Regions from separate parts of the Homo sapiens genome. Here region 2 is linked to region 1. Evidence: chromatin contacts called from ENCODE Hi-C or POLR2A ChIA-PET data. All regions are on one chromosome and are shown on one strand. The core of a region is the stretch at or near the end of the contact, and the rest is flanking DNA. Distances in the headings are between cores, read along the strand shown. Region 1 holds the start of DHH-AS1 (DHH antisense RNA 1). Region 2 overlaps SPATS2 (spermatogenesis associated serine rich 2).

What was found. Hi-C counts contacts between places; a loop is a spot of excess contacts on that map. ChIA-PET counts read pairs that join two places held with the same protein, here RNA polymerase II (POLR2A). Pooled maps may share reads with other maps.
Region 2: a loop to region 1 is called in a pooled map, with 3 times the contacts of the local background. The contact joins the enhancer-like site here to the promoter of DHH-AS1 in region 1. A Hi-C loop is called at or near these places in 1 of 50 pooled maps. POLR2A ChIA-PET finds 5 or more read pairs at or near these places in 3 of 52 experiments (Caco-2, WTC11 and activated CD4-positive, alpha-beta T cell).

Annotation. Positions count from the first base shown.
Region 1 is chr12:49,090,688-49,097,513 of GRCh38, forward strand. DHH-AS1 (DHH antisense RNA 1) reads left to right here and starts at 1,407. Exons shown (of 4, transcript XR_007063295.1): 1 at 1,407-1,655; 2 at 2,143-2,218; 3 at 3,435-3,501; 4 at 4,714-5,057. DHH (desert hedgehog signaling molecule) reads right to left here and starts at 4,114. Exons shown (of 3, transcript NM_021044.4): 1 at 3,523-4,114; 2 at 441-702. The coding sequence starts at 3,825. LMBR1L (limb development membrane protein 1 like) reads right to left here. Exons shown (of 17, transcript NM_018113.4): 17 at 6,452-6,826. RefSeq lists a silencer at 946-1,128, an enhancer at 1,987-2,131 and a cis regulatory region at 2,051-2,068.
Region 2 is chr12:49,424,061-49,430,925 of GRCh38, forward strand. All of the region lies in intron 2 of SPATS2 (spermatogenesis associated serine rich 2), which reads left to right. Among named protein-coding and RNA genes, the nearest start is that of SPATS2, 60 kb to the left of the region's middle. RefSeq lists a silencer at 4,786-5,080. Within about 2 kb of position 5,356, at least 4 of the 41 ENCODE cell types and tissues checked have a DNase peak (open chromatin) inside an H3K27ac peak, as active enhancers do.

The sequences.
Region 1 (6,826 bases), core at 157-2,656:
TATGTATGTATGTATGTATGTATGTATTTTGAGATAGAATCTCGCTCTGTCGCCCAGTAGATGGAGTGCAGTGGCACCATCTCGGCTCACTGCAACTTCTACCTCCCGGGTTCAAGTGATTCTCGTGCCTCAGCCTCACGAGTAGCCGGGATTACAGGCATACACCACCACGCCCAACTAATTTTCGTATTTATAATAGAGACGGGATTTCACCATGTTGGCTAGGCTGATCTCGAACTCCTGACCTCAAGTGATCCGCCCTCCTTGGCCTCCCAAAGTGCTGGGATTAGAGGCGTGAGGCACCGCCTCGGCCTGGACGGGTGGTTTTCAACACTAAAGCCCGCTTGGTCTCCCCTAGGGTGGCAACAGTACTACTGCAGACTCAGTTTCCCGGAGGGAGCCCCCTTTGGGCGGATTTTACCACCCTCCTCCTACTGTACCAGCTTTGACCGACACGTGGACGTGGTTGCGGGACTCGTAGTAGACCCAGTCGAAGCCGGCTTCCACTGCGAGGCGCGCCAGCAACCCATACTTGTTGCGGTCGCGGTCAGACGTAGTGATGTCCAAAGCACGGCCTTCGTAGTGGAGTGAATCCTGAGCGTGGTGGCCGTCCTCGTCCCAGCCCTCAGTCACTCGTAGGCGCACTCCGGGCCACATGTTCATCACGGCAATGGCCAAAGCGTTCACCCGCTCCTTACAACGCTGGCGGGGAATAAAGGAGTCAGTCTCCCCACCACCACCCTTGGGGCAAAAGGGACCTGGATAGGAGGGTTGATTCTTTGTTATTCCGGCCCTACTCTTACCCCTCCCAGCTTTTGAGTGTCCTGGAGAAATGAGAATCTGAGTCGATGGTAGTCACCAATCTGCACTCTGTTCCCAGGACGTCGTTGGAGAACTGTGGGCTCACCTCTGAGGTTGAGAGGGGGTGCCCATACCTAGCTCCTTCCCCATTTTTAATGCCCGTCCCTCACCCCTATTGGTTCAGGGACAGCGGCTCAACCTGGGAGAAGGACAGAGTTAGGAGGGCGAATGGAAGCGTGGTCAGGGAGGGCCTGGTTGCTCCCGGAGAGCCCCTGTTTGAGCCTGGCCCCCGCCCCAGGCACCGGCTCCCCTCCCTCCGCCTGATTCATCTTTTGTTTCATTGCCTTCCCTGGCACCGGGCATCGCTTCCTTCCTTCCTTCCTCCTCCTCCTTTGGGCCCTTAGCATTAACCCCTTCGTGCTCTGGGTGCCCCCCAGAGAGGTGCCCAAGAGGAGCTGTGCGGGATCAAGGCTGCTGGAAAAAGGATTGGGGTGGCGGGGGTTGCGCGAAGTACAATGGCCATTATCCGGGATGACTTAACCGAGCGAGAATCCTGAGCCCAGGCCGGGAACGCGCTGGGAGAAGCGGACTCAGCAGCTCCGGCCACAAAGGCGCTTTTCAGCCGCCCCGGCTCAGGGAGAGGAAAGGGCAGAAAGCCGCGCCCCCAATCCCTGCTCCGTCCGGGTAGGTCCCCTCCCCCCGCGCGTCCAGTCTTCCCAGTTCCAGCTAAGGCTCTGCCAGTCCGGAGAGCCCCTATCTCTCCCATCTCTGCTCTAGATGCAGCCCAGAAGGGCGTGGGAGTAGCACCTGAGAATAACGGTCTCCTTGTGCGGATCTGGGGAGCCCCCTGCAGGGTGAGAGCGGAGAAGAGGAAAAGAAGCTGCGGCTGGAAGCCTGCACCTGGGGGAGTGAGACCACAGTTATCTTGGCCGCTCCAGCCTGGGAGCGGGAGACCTTGGCGCGCACCATAGCAGGGACACCGCGGGAGGAGGCGCAGAGGGACAGCTTCCTTTTTTTCTTTCCCCTCCGACCTCTCACCTCGGACTTGGTTTTCTCCTAACAGAAAGACACTTTTCCCCTCTCCTCTAGTCTCCTCCACCCCGCAGAGTTGGGGTTGGGTGGGGGGAAAACAGGAAAAGTGGTAGCTCCTTCCAACTTTGTCGTTTCGTCCCCTAAGGAGGCCCCGAGGCCCTGACCTGCGGGGGCAGCAGCCCAGTGCAGAGCCAACTCAATGGAGGCCTTTTGCAGCCAGGGTGTGGGAGATAAGTAAGACTGAGGGGGCTCCCAGGCCTGCCGGAGCCCCTCCTGAGCCTGTCCCTTGTTCTGCCCACTCTGCTGCAGGTGGCAACCAGAGGAAAGGGCCACAATGTTCCACGGCCAAGGAGGAAAGAAGGAATGCCCCTTTTCCCATCTCTAGGTAGGAGGAAGGCTTCAGGGCAGAAGCAAAAGGAATTATTTCTTCCCTGGACAGGTTTTCCTAACAAAGTAACCTGGAAAACTATGGCAATTAATCAGAGGAAATCCGTACCCCTCCCTCTCCCCCCACCTCCCCACTCCATACACAATTAGGTGGTGTAATGGAAAGTATATAGGGCTTAGAATCAGGAGTCCTGAATTCTAGTCCCAGCCATGCCACTTTAAATTGTGAGAGTTTAAATTGCTTTTCCTCCTGGGGGAAGTCCAGCTCTCAGATGTAAAATGAGGGTGGCAGTGGGGGTGGGGAGGGTTGGAGGAATGTCATCTCTCAAGTTTTCTTTCAGTTCTAACATTCAAGATCACTGGCCAGGCTGGATGAAGTGGCTCACACCTGTAATCCAGCACTTTGGGAGGCCGAGGTGGGAGGATCCCTTGAGCTCAGGAGTTCAAGACTAGCCTAGGCAACATGGCAAGACCCCGTCTCTACAAAAAATAAAAAATAAATCACTCGCCAGAGGTGGTCCTTCTCTTCCACCTCACTCTAGGTGGTTCCAATGCTCAAAAATGGTAGTTGAATTTATCCTAATTATGTAATTCCAAGGAAAGCCCCTGAGATAGGCAGAGCTTGGAAGACTTAGGAGCCCTCTGATTCTCAGGTGGGTCCATCTGTTATTCTCACTGAGGATTACTTTTTAACCCCAAGATTATCGTTTAGACCCTAGGATAGCCCTAGAATAGACCCTAGAATAGATGTGTCCTGGTTCTAGGACACGTTTCCCATGCCAAAAGCAATGTCTGCCCAGCCCCTCCTCAGGTAGATGGTCTGGTGACCTGACCCTTGGCCACCCCTGTCCCAGCCCTTTTCAGTCTCTTCTTTTCGGCCCACAGAGCTTTTCTACAATCAGGTCAGGAGCCAGGCTTCTGTCTGCTACCTAGCCAGCTCCTGGCCCCCAGCTCACCCCAGCCCTTCCTGCCTGGCTGGGTGGCTGACCCCCGGTCCACGCCTCAGCCATTTCCCGTCTCGCCTGCCGCCATCCTCCTTTCCCCGCCCTCGCTGCCTCTACCAGCTTCACTCTCACTAGTCAGTCCCTCCTCCCCTCCCCATCCCAGACTATTCTAGTCGGGAGCCGTCCTAATTACTCTGTCCAGACTGCAAGGATTTTTCCCCCCCCTGGGGCTGGTGACAAGGGAAATCTCTAAGGCTAAACTCTCTGTAGGTGAAGCTGGACTCACCCACCTGGGCTGCCATAGGAAAACGGAGGAGCTGGCAGTGCCCCGGCGCAGGTAGGGAGAGGCCCTCCTTACCTCGGTCATCAGGCGGTCGGCTCCACTGTTCTCCTCATCCTTGAAGATGATGTCGGGGTTGTAGTTGGGCACGAGGTCCCGGAAGCGCTCGGAGCCCCTTGCCACCCTCCCCTCCGCTGGCCCACTGGCGCCCAGGGTCCGCTCTGGCACGCCGGGCACAAATTGCTTGTAGAGTAGCGGCACGAGCTGCTTGCGCGCATAGCGGCGCCGGCCAACCGGCCCCCGGCCCGGCCCGCAGCTCTGGGCTGGCAGCGCCAGAAGTGCCAAGCAGCACAGGGGCAGTAGATTGGTCAGGAGAGCCATGGATACAGCGGACCTCGGCCAAAAGGGAGCGTTCTTGTCCTCACTAACTCTCCTGTCAGTTAGGCATCTCCACAGGCACCAGAGAGGGCAGCAGGCACAGCTGCCCCCAGAGTGCCCTAGAGCTCTTGTGGCTCCGTGCACCTGGCTGCTGCTAGCTCTGCCCACGTGCCCCGGGAGCGGGCGGGGGGTGTCTAGGACCTGCTACTGACAAACCATCATAGCAGGGAAGGGGGGTCGTGGGTGAGTGCCAGCCCAGCCCGTCTCTGCTGCAGGACTCTGGTGCTGCCAGAACGCCCGGACTCCGGACTCCGCCTTAAGTGGCCCCTGGCCCCGCCCTCCGCCCTTCTCCCAAGACCGTCCCACCCCCTCCCACCCGGGCGGGGGATCTAGCCGGTCACTGCTGGTCCATTTTGCGACTGAAGTGTGTCCCATCCTGGAAACCAGGCAGACACCTGCCTAGGAAATACTTGTAGCTTTACAGTCCTTGGCTGCCTAAACATCCTTCTACCTCCAAGCTTAAACTTGGAACCAAACCACCCTCCTCTGATACTTGAATTGGAATTTTTACTCTCTCAAAGCCTACCCTGGCAGGCCATGCCCTCCGCTGTCATCCAGGAAGTATGGGTTCCAATTTCTGCCCAAGACCAGCCAAGCCCTTTGGGCATACAACCAGAGCCTCCCTTCTCTGTAGTCCTCCCCAGATCTCCCCGACTTCCATCTCTCCTCACATTCAGCATTAAGCAGGACTGGGAGGTGAGGATACCAGGGGCCCATTTCTCTACTAACTTTGCAGTCTCCTTTGGAACTTCCCCAGAACCAGGAACAGAGCTTGGTACTTATTGTCTCATTTAGGACTTCCAACTTTTTTCCCCTTCTCTTCTTTGCCAGGCATCTAATAGCTGCTGTTTTTCAAATGAATGACTTCTCAGTTGGAAGCTGCTGAAGGGCAGTGGACACTCAAAAGTCTTTGTAAGAGGTGAGGATCACTTCCCTTAACCGTCCATCTAGGCACCTCTCCAGCTTTCTCCCTCTCTGGACTCCCGGGGCTCCATTTTCAGCCACTCAGATCTCATCTCAGAGGCACCACGTCCAATTTCTTTTGTTTAGAAGTCATTTCTTCTAAGAAGCCTTCCTTGATGTCCCAACACTGCCCACCTGTGTTCCCTCGAGAACCATTACTTAACTGCAGTGTTAGAACAGTATTAGAATTATCTGGCACCTTACTAGACAAAGCAATCTTAAGCACACACATATTTATCATGTATCTCCAAGGTTAAGTGCCTACTCTACAGAAGGGTGCTTTGCAAGCATTTGTGGAATCTACACTTTGTGTTTCATATTCACCCTCCCCTCACCACACTCTATGGCTAGTACTCATAGCAACTTTGTGTACATCAGAAAAAACCAGGCCAGGCACAGTGGCTCACTCCTGTAATCCCAACACTTTGGGGGCGAGGCAAGGACTGCTTGAGGCCATGAGTTGAAGACCAACTTGGTCAACATAGTGACACCCCGTTTCAAAAAAAAAAAATTAATTAGTGGGAGGTAGTGGTACATGCCTGTAGTCTTAGGTACTCAGGAGGCTGAGGAAGGAGGATCACTTGGGTGCAAGAGTTCAAGGCTGTAGAGTGAGCTAAGATCATGCCACTGCACTCTAACCTGGGTGACAGAGTGAGGACCCCCCCCCCCAAAAAAAAGATGGCTGGGTGTTGTGGCTAACCCCTGTAATTCCATCATTTGGGGAGTCCAAGGTAGGTGGATCACTTGAGCTCAGGAGTTCAAGACCAGCCCAGGCAACATGGCAAAACCCCATCTCTACTAAAAATACAAAAATTAGCCAGGCATGGTAGCATGTGTCTGTTGTCCTAGCTATTCTGGAGCCTGAGCTGGAAGAATGGCTTGAGCCCAGAATGCGGAGGTTGCAGTGAGCTGAGATTGCACCACTGCACTCCAGCCAGGGTGATAGAGCCAGACCTTGTCTCACAAAAAAAAAAAAAAAAAAAAGAAGAAGAAAAAAGAAAAAAAAAGCACCCCTTCCTCAAGATGACTGACATTTATTAGAAAACTATCATAGTAACTATCCACACAATGACTATGAGGTGAATGGTGTCCCTGGAAGCTGTGCAATACACAATCTGTATAAGCCTAAGTTTTGCGCTCTTACTCCCAACATAGCACATGGGCTTTTCAAGAAACTGATGGCCTCTAGTAAAAAGCTAGATTCTTCTCTCAGGTAGGAAATGAAAATCCTTGTCAGCCAGCCACTTATTTTACTCTATATCCAATAGTTAAGCCAGGGAGGATAGGGCTGAAGGTATGAGTGTATCGGGGAGGTTAGCCTACTCCTATGCCCATGTCCTACCCCCAATACTCAAGGTACAGAAACAAGGCCATGAATATAAGGAGGAGTCAGGGGACAAGCCAGCTTTAAGCAAGACTGAGGATGGAGGAGTTTCCCACTGCCCAACTGCATGGCCTAACACCAGATCCAAGTCCCCAAAGGATGGTAATAATATAGATGAAGGGGAAGGAAAAGGATGGTGGGCAGGACCCCTCTGCTTCTCTTACTGGGCAGACGCCGGGCTGGTGGGAGCAAGGCTGTTCAAATATACACAGAGACAGGTGCTTTAAAAAAACAAAGCAAACCCTGGGATCAACTTTATTGCTGATGGCTGAAGCCTCCTCCTCCCTATCCCCTTGGTCTTTCAGGTGGTCCAAAGCCCCTCCAGGATAGCACAGTGCTTAGGCTCTGCTGGGCCAGAGGCAAGGGAGACAATCTATCTCCCGAGCCTGCCCTGGCCCAGTCCTTTCCCTGCCCCTACCCCACCCTATTGCACATCAAATCATGTAAACATGGCTATGGGGATGGCCCAGAACAGCAGTGAGGCAGATTGATGTGTAAACAGATTTGGGATCAGGGGCTAGACCCAGTCACCCAGCCCTACCCCATGCTGAGGCCACAGTTAAGTATGGAAAAGCAGGAGGTCCTGGTCCCAAACTC
Region 2 (6,865 bases), core at 4,106-6,605, 340 kb after region 1:
GGCATGGTGGTATGCGCCTGTAATCCCAGCTGCTCGGGAGGCTGAGGCAGGAGAATCACTTGAACCCGAGAGGTGGAGGTTGCAGTGAGCTGAGATCCTGCCACTGCACTCCAGCCTGGGCAACAGAACGGGACTCTGTCTCAAAACAAACAAACAAACAAACAAAAAAAACAAACTCAGACCATTATTTTTCTACTTCAGTGATACTCAGACCTTTGTTCCTCAGCCCCATGTAGTCCGTTCAGCAGCCATCTTCTTCTGAGACATCTGTGATATTAACCAGAACATACCTGCATAGGGAACCATGGTGCCCTTTTGATTAATGAGAATAGCTAATGTGGCCCCAGAGGCATATGCTTTTAAGCACAACAGTCTCAGCTTTGGTCAGTTTGATTTATCTTTTGTCATTATAATAGGTAGACTTGTTGACAGTTAGTATTTTTGTTTTATCTGTCTAGTAGATTGTATTAGTTTGCCAAAAGTTATTAGGGCAAAGTTTCTGTGATTATAGTTCTCTTATCTGTTACTATTATATCTTATATAGTGTTTACTGTTAATTGGGAAAGTTGATTAAAGCAGGAAATAAAAAATGATACATACGTACCATAGTATTTTTTATTTGTTTTGTTTGTTTGAGATGGAGTTTTGCTCTTTTGCCCAGCCTGGAGTGAAGTGGCGAGATCTTGGCTCACTGCAACCTCCGCCCCCCACCAGATTCAAGTGATTCTCCTGCCTCAGCCTCCCAAGTAGCTGGGATTACAGGCACCCACCACCACGCCCAGCTAATTTTTGTACTTTTAGTAGAGATGGGGTTTCGCCGTGTTGGCCAGGATGGTCTGGAACTCCTGACCTCGGATGATCCACTCCCGCTTGGCCTCCCAAAGTGCTGGGATAACAGGAGTGAGCCACCACACCTGGCCCATAGTATTTTATTTTAGCTTAAAACAAATGTACATTTATTCACCAATCTTTGATGTATTTAGTATGAGTTTGCTGATTAGAATTCTTCATATTTTTGGCATTAATTACACCCTGTGATACATTCTTGCAACTTCTATTTACGGTTTTTTTAAGCAGAGTGAGAACTCTTAGAGACTTGAAGCAATGAGTACAAACCCTTTTTTTAGATTTTTAATTTCCCTCCCAACTTGTATATGTGTCTCACCCACACTTAAATTGAGGACAGTTTTAAAAATAATTTGTATTGGTTCAGTCTTCTAGAGCCTTCTGTTTAGTTTTTAAAGAAATAATTTTTCTTATAGTTTATTGATGTATTTACTTTTGTTTTTCTTTTCTTTTTTGTAGACAGGGTCTCACTCTGTTGCAGAGGCTGAAGTGCAGTGGTGCTATCACAGCTCAGGTGATCCTCCTACCTTAGCCTCCCGAGTAGCTGGGACTACAGGCGTGTGCCATCGTGCCTGGCTAATTTTTACATTTTTTATAGAGATGGGGTATTGCTATGTTGCCCAGGCTCGTCTCGAACTCCTGGGATCAAGCGATCCATCTACCTTGGCCTCCCAAAGTGCTGGGATTACAGGCATGAGCCACCACGTCCGGCCATGTAAGTGTTAATATTTCTGTCTTTTTTGAGACGGAGTCTTCTCTGTTGCCCAGGCTGGAGTGCAGTGGCACGATCTCAGCTCACTGCATCCTCTGCCTCCCAGGTTCAAGCAATTCTCCTGCCTCAGCCTCCCAAGTAGCTGGGATTACAGGCGCATGCCACCATACCCAGCTAATTTTTTTGTATTTTTAGTAGAGACGGGGGTTTCACCACGTTGGCCAGGCTGGTCTCGAACTCCTGACCTCAAGCGATCTGCCTGCCTTGGCCTCCCAAAGTGCTGGGATTACAGGTGTCAGCCACCATGCCCAGCCAGTATTAATATTTCATGACAATTATGTAATTGTAATTATGAGCACAACTGGCATTAAGTAGGTTTGAGAACAACAAATAGATTAGACTCTTAGTAAGTATTGCATAGTGGGAAGAGAAAAGCCTGCGTGTACGCCAGTGTTGCCTTTTAGCCTACCAGTGTTCATTTAGGGGTGTTAGTCAATTCATGCTAAGGGTAATGGATAGCATCAGTTAAACTGTGAAGGTAAGAGGTAAAAGGACATCTTTAGTTTTTTTCTTTGTTTTTGGTAAACTTTTTTTTTTTTGATGTGTAATACACACAAAATGCAAAATCCTTAAGGGTACAACGTAATGAATTTTTACATTGAACACAGCCATATAACCACTATTCAGATCAGGATCCTAGAAGCCCTCCTGTGCTCTGACCCAGATTCTCTCCCTGACCAGTATTCTGATTTATATCACAAGACCAGTATTCTGACTTATGTCACAATAGATGAGATTTGTTCGATTATGAGGTTCATATAAATGGAAACATGCAGCATGCACTATTTTGCACCTGACATTCTTTGCTTAGCATTGCTTTTGAAATTCATCCTTGTTGTATCATCAGTAGCTCCTTTTTCATTGCTGTATCATATTCTTTTTTTTGAGACAGAGTCTCGCTGTCACCCAGGCTGGAGTGCAGTGGCGCCATCTTGGCTCACTGCAAGCTCCGCCTCCCGGGTACACGCCATTCTCCTGCCTCAGCCTCCCGAGTAGCTGGGACTACAGGCGCCCGCCACCTCGCCCAGCTAATTTTTTGTATTTTTAGTACAGACGGGGTTTCACTGTGTTAGCCAGGATGGTCTCGATCTCCTGACCTCGTGATCCTCCCGCCTCGGCCTCCCAAAGTGCTGGGATTACAGGCGTGAGCCACCGTGCCCAGCCTGTATCATATTCTATTCTGTGAATGTGTTACAATTTATCCATTCTGTAGTTGATTGATGTTTAGGTTTGTTTCTGGTTTTTGGACTTACAGATAATGCTGCTGTAAACATTCTTGTACATGTCTTTTAGTACACATTATAAATGCATTTGTGTTGGGTATTACTTAGGAGTGGACTGCTGGGTCATAGGGTGTGCTTATGTTCAGTTTTAGTAGATTTTGCTAAACAGATTTTTATACTCCCACTAGCAATATGTAAGAATCAGTTACTTCACATCCTCCTATGGCAAACAATAAAGTTTTTTAAAAGGTGAGGCTGGTCTCATTCCTGGGCTCAAGCAATCTGCCTGCCTCAGCCTCCCAAAGTAAACTTTTCAAAAAATAGTTATCAAATATATATGTGTGTCTAAATAATATATTGTTTTAGCATTAGTTGTATTTTTTATTAAAAAAGAATCTTATGTTGTATGTAATCTGGAATTTTCTACTTAACATTATATTGCTAAGATTAATCCATATCATTGCATATAGTTGACACATTTTTGCAGCAGTACAGACATTTAGTGAATACATCACAGTTTATTCTCTTGTTAATGGCATTTGGGTTGTTTCCATTTTCTTAACTGTTATGAATACTACGTGTTTTCTAATGTACCATGAGCAAGAATTTCTCTTGTACTTGAATTTCTGGATCATAGGATTGACAAGTGTACTACTTTACAAAATAATGCTGTATTCTAAAGAAGTTGTACCAGTTTACATTCCTACCAGAAATAAATAAGAAATGAAACCCTTTCTGTTATGAGAGAATTTTAAATTATGACCTCAATTTCTTTTAGAGTTACAGGACTATGTCAATTTTCCTTTTTTGTGTGTGAGTCTGTTTGGTAACTTGTTTTTCAAGAAATTTATTACCTAAATTTTCAAATGTATTGGCATAAGGTCATCTATATTTTTGACTTATAATTTTAATGTCTGTAAGATCTATACTAGCTCTTTAAAAACCTTCATGATATTGGTATTCTTTGCATTTTTACCCCTTGATCAGTATTTCTAGAGTCTTCTTGCTGGGTCAAGAAATCAACTTTTTCTTTCATTTTTTTTTTCTTATTGCATTAATTAAAAAAATTTCAGGCCGGGCGCGGTGGCTCATGCCTGTAATCCCAGCACTTTGGGAGGCCGAGGTGGGCGGATCACGAGGTCAGGAGATCGAGACCATCCTGGCTAACACGGTGAAACCCCGTCTCTACTAAAAATACAGAAAATTAGCCGGGCGCCATGGCAGGCGCCTGTAGTCCCAGCTACTTGGGAGGCTGAGGCAGGAGAATGGCGTGAACCCAGGAGGCGGAGCTTGCAGTGAGTCGAGATAGCGCCACTGCACTCCAGCCTGGGCTAAGGAGCGAGACCCCGTCTCAAAAAACAAACAAACAAACAAAAAAAAAAAACAAAAATTCAGTAGAATGCACATAACATGACGTTTACCATTTTAACCATTTTGAAGTGGTATTAATACACTCACATTCTTGTGCATCCATCTCCACAACTTTTCTCATTTTCCCAAACTGAAACTGTACCCATTAATCAGTAACTCTCATTCCCTCTTCCCCCTAGCCTCTGGCTGCTACCAGTCTACTTTTGGTAAAATTTGACTAGTCTAGGTGCCTCATATAAATGGAATGATATAGTATTTGTTTCTTTGTGACTGGCTTATTTCACTTAGCATAATATCCTCAAGGTTCATCCATGTTATAGCACCTGTCAGAATTTTCTTACTATTAAAGTCTGAATAATATTCCATCTTTCATAATTTTTTATCATCAGTATTGGCACATAGTAGGTTTATGTTAAATAACAGTTGATCAGTTAATTATTTTTTAAGTTAACAAGGTTTTTAGAAATTGCTTTTTCTATATGCTTGGAATCTCCCTTTATGGGTTAGAATCAGTGAATATAGTTGCTCCTAATTGCCTGGTTTTGTTTTTGCCTAATAGCTGCCTCCAATCCCTTGAGCTGCTTGCTGAGGACCGGAGTTTTATATGTGTGTGTAAGGGGGTGGTAATAAAATTATCAGTATTGTTTAAATCCGTTATGAAGAGTAATACAGCTGAGGATAATTTAGCTCAGTTGGGTTTGGGTTAGAGCCACCTGTGCGAGGAGGAGGGCGCAGACAGCTCTAACTACTGAGCTAGCAGTAAAATAGGAGGAGACAAACATGTATTCCAGCTCTGCTCCTTTTGAGCTCCCTCTACTCCCACATCTACAGCTGCTGCTGATGACTAATGTTAAGCAATTTGGAGGACCTTTTGTCTTTTAATAGTAGTAAAGAGGAGTTGTGGTATCATGTGGCTTCTGATTTCCCACTTAGAATGTCTTTTAAATTTCCAGAAATTCTATGTTGTTCCAATTTGAGGTTTCTTTTTTTTATTAAAAAAATTAATTGGTTTTTCAAAATGAAAACATTTTTTCAAAATAAAATTTATGGTGATCAAGTCTTACAATTATGGGAGAGTTTTTAGATTAAAGTAGAAAATTGGTGCCAGTGGTGCCAATTGTTGAGAAAGCGGACTTAGAGAAAGGTTTCATATTCACCATTTTGACCTGAGGAAATCCCCTTTTTAGTTCCTTTTTTGAGTCTCACTCTGTTACTCAGGCTGGAATGCAGTGGTGTGATCTCGGCTCACTGCAACCTCTGCCTCTGGGGTTCAAGCGATTCTCCTGCCTCAGCCTCCTGAGCAGCTAGGGTTACAAGCATGTGCCACCACGTACCCAGCTAATTTTTGTATTTTTATTTTTTTAGTAGAGACGGGGTTTCACCATGTTGGCCAGGCTGGTCTTGAACTCCTGACCTCAAGTGATCCACCAGCCTTCGCCTCCCAAAGTGCTGGGATTACAAGCATGAGCCACTGTGCCTGGCCTAGAATTTAGGTCTTTCTCTTCTTCTTCTTCTTTTTTTTTTTTTTTTGAGAGTCTCACTCTGTCACCCAGGCTGGAGTTCAGTGGCATGATCTCAGCTCACTGCAACCTCCGCCTCCTGGGTTCAAGTGATTCTCCTGCCTCAGCCTCCCAGGTAGCTGGGATTACAGGGACGCGCCATCACGCCCAGCTAATTTTTGTATTTTTAGTAGAGACAGGGTTTCACCATGTTGGCCAGGCTGGTCTTGAACTCCTGACCTCAAGTGATCTGCCTGCCTCAGCCTCCCAAAGTGCTGGGATTACAGGCATGAGCCACCATGCCCGGCCATCTTTTTCATATTTCTTGTTTTTTTTTTTTTTTTTTTGAGACAAAGTCTCACTCTGTCCCCCAGCCTGGAGTGCAGTGGTGTGATCTTGGCGCACTGCAAGGTCTGCCTCCCAGGTTCAAGCAGTTCTCCTGCCTCAGCCTCCCGAGTAGCTGGGATTACAGCACGCCACCGTGCCTGGCTAATTTTTGTATTATTTTTTAGTAGAGATGGTGTTTCACTATGTTGGCCAGGCTGGTCTCGAACCCCTGACCTGAAATGATCCGCCGACCTCGGCCTCCCAAAGTGCCGGGATTACAGGCGTGACCCACCATGCCTGGCATTTCATATTTCTTTATAAAGCTGATGAAAATGATATTTATTGGTAAACTGATTATATTATGGAATGAGAATTCCTGGTGACTTTCTTATAATTAAAACCCTTTAAAGATGAGAAGAATGTTTTTATTTGCAACCTCTCATTTTCTTGTTTTCCATCATTATCTGCAGGTGTAGTAGGTTAGCATTTATCTTCTTGACACATTTCATGAACCTGTTGATTGGGTTTCTGAGTTAGAATTATATTATTTAGATTCAAATGAAGGCTTTCAGCTTTGATTTAATTTACTGGGTAAGGGTCTTATTTATTTTTACTTTTTTGAAATAGAATCTCTCTCTGTCACCCAGGCTGGAGTGCAGTGGCACCATATGGGCTCATTTTAGCCTCCACCTCCTGGGTTCAAGCAATTCTCCTGCCTCAGCTCCTGAGTAGCTGGGACTACAGGCATGTGCCACCACACCTGGCTAATTTTTGTATTTTTAGTAGTGATGGAGTTTCACCATGTTGGCCGGGCTAATCTCGAACTC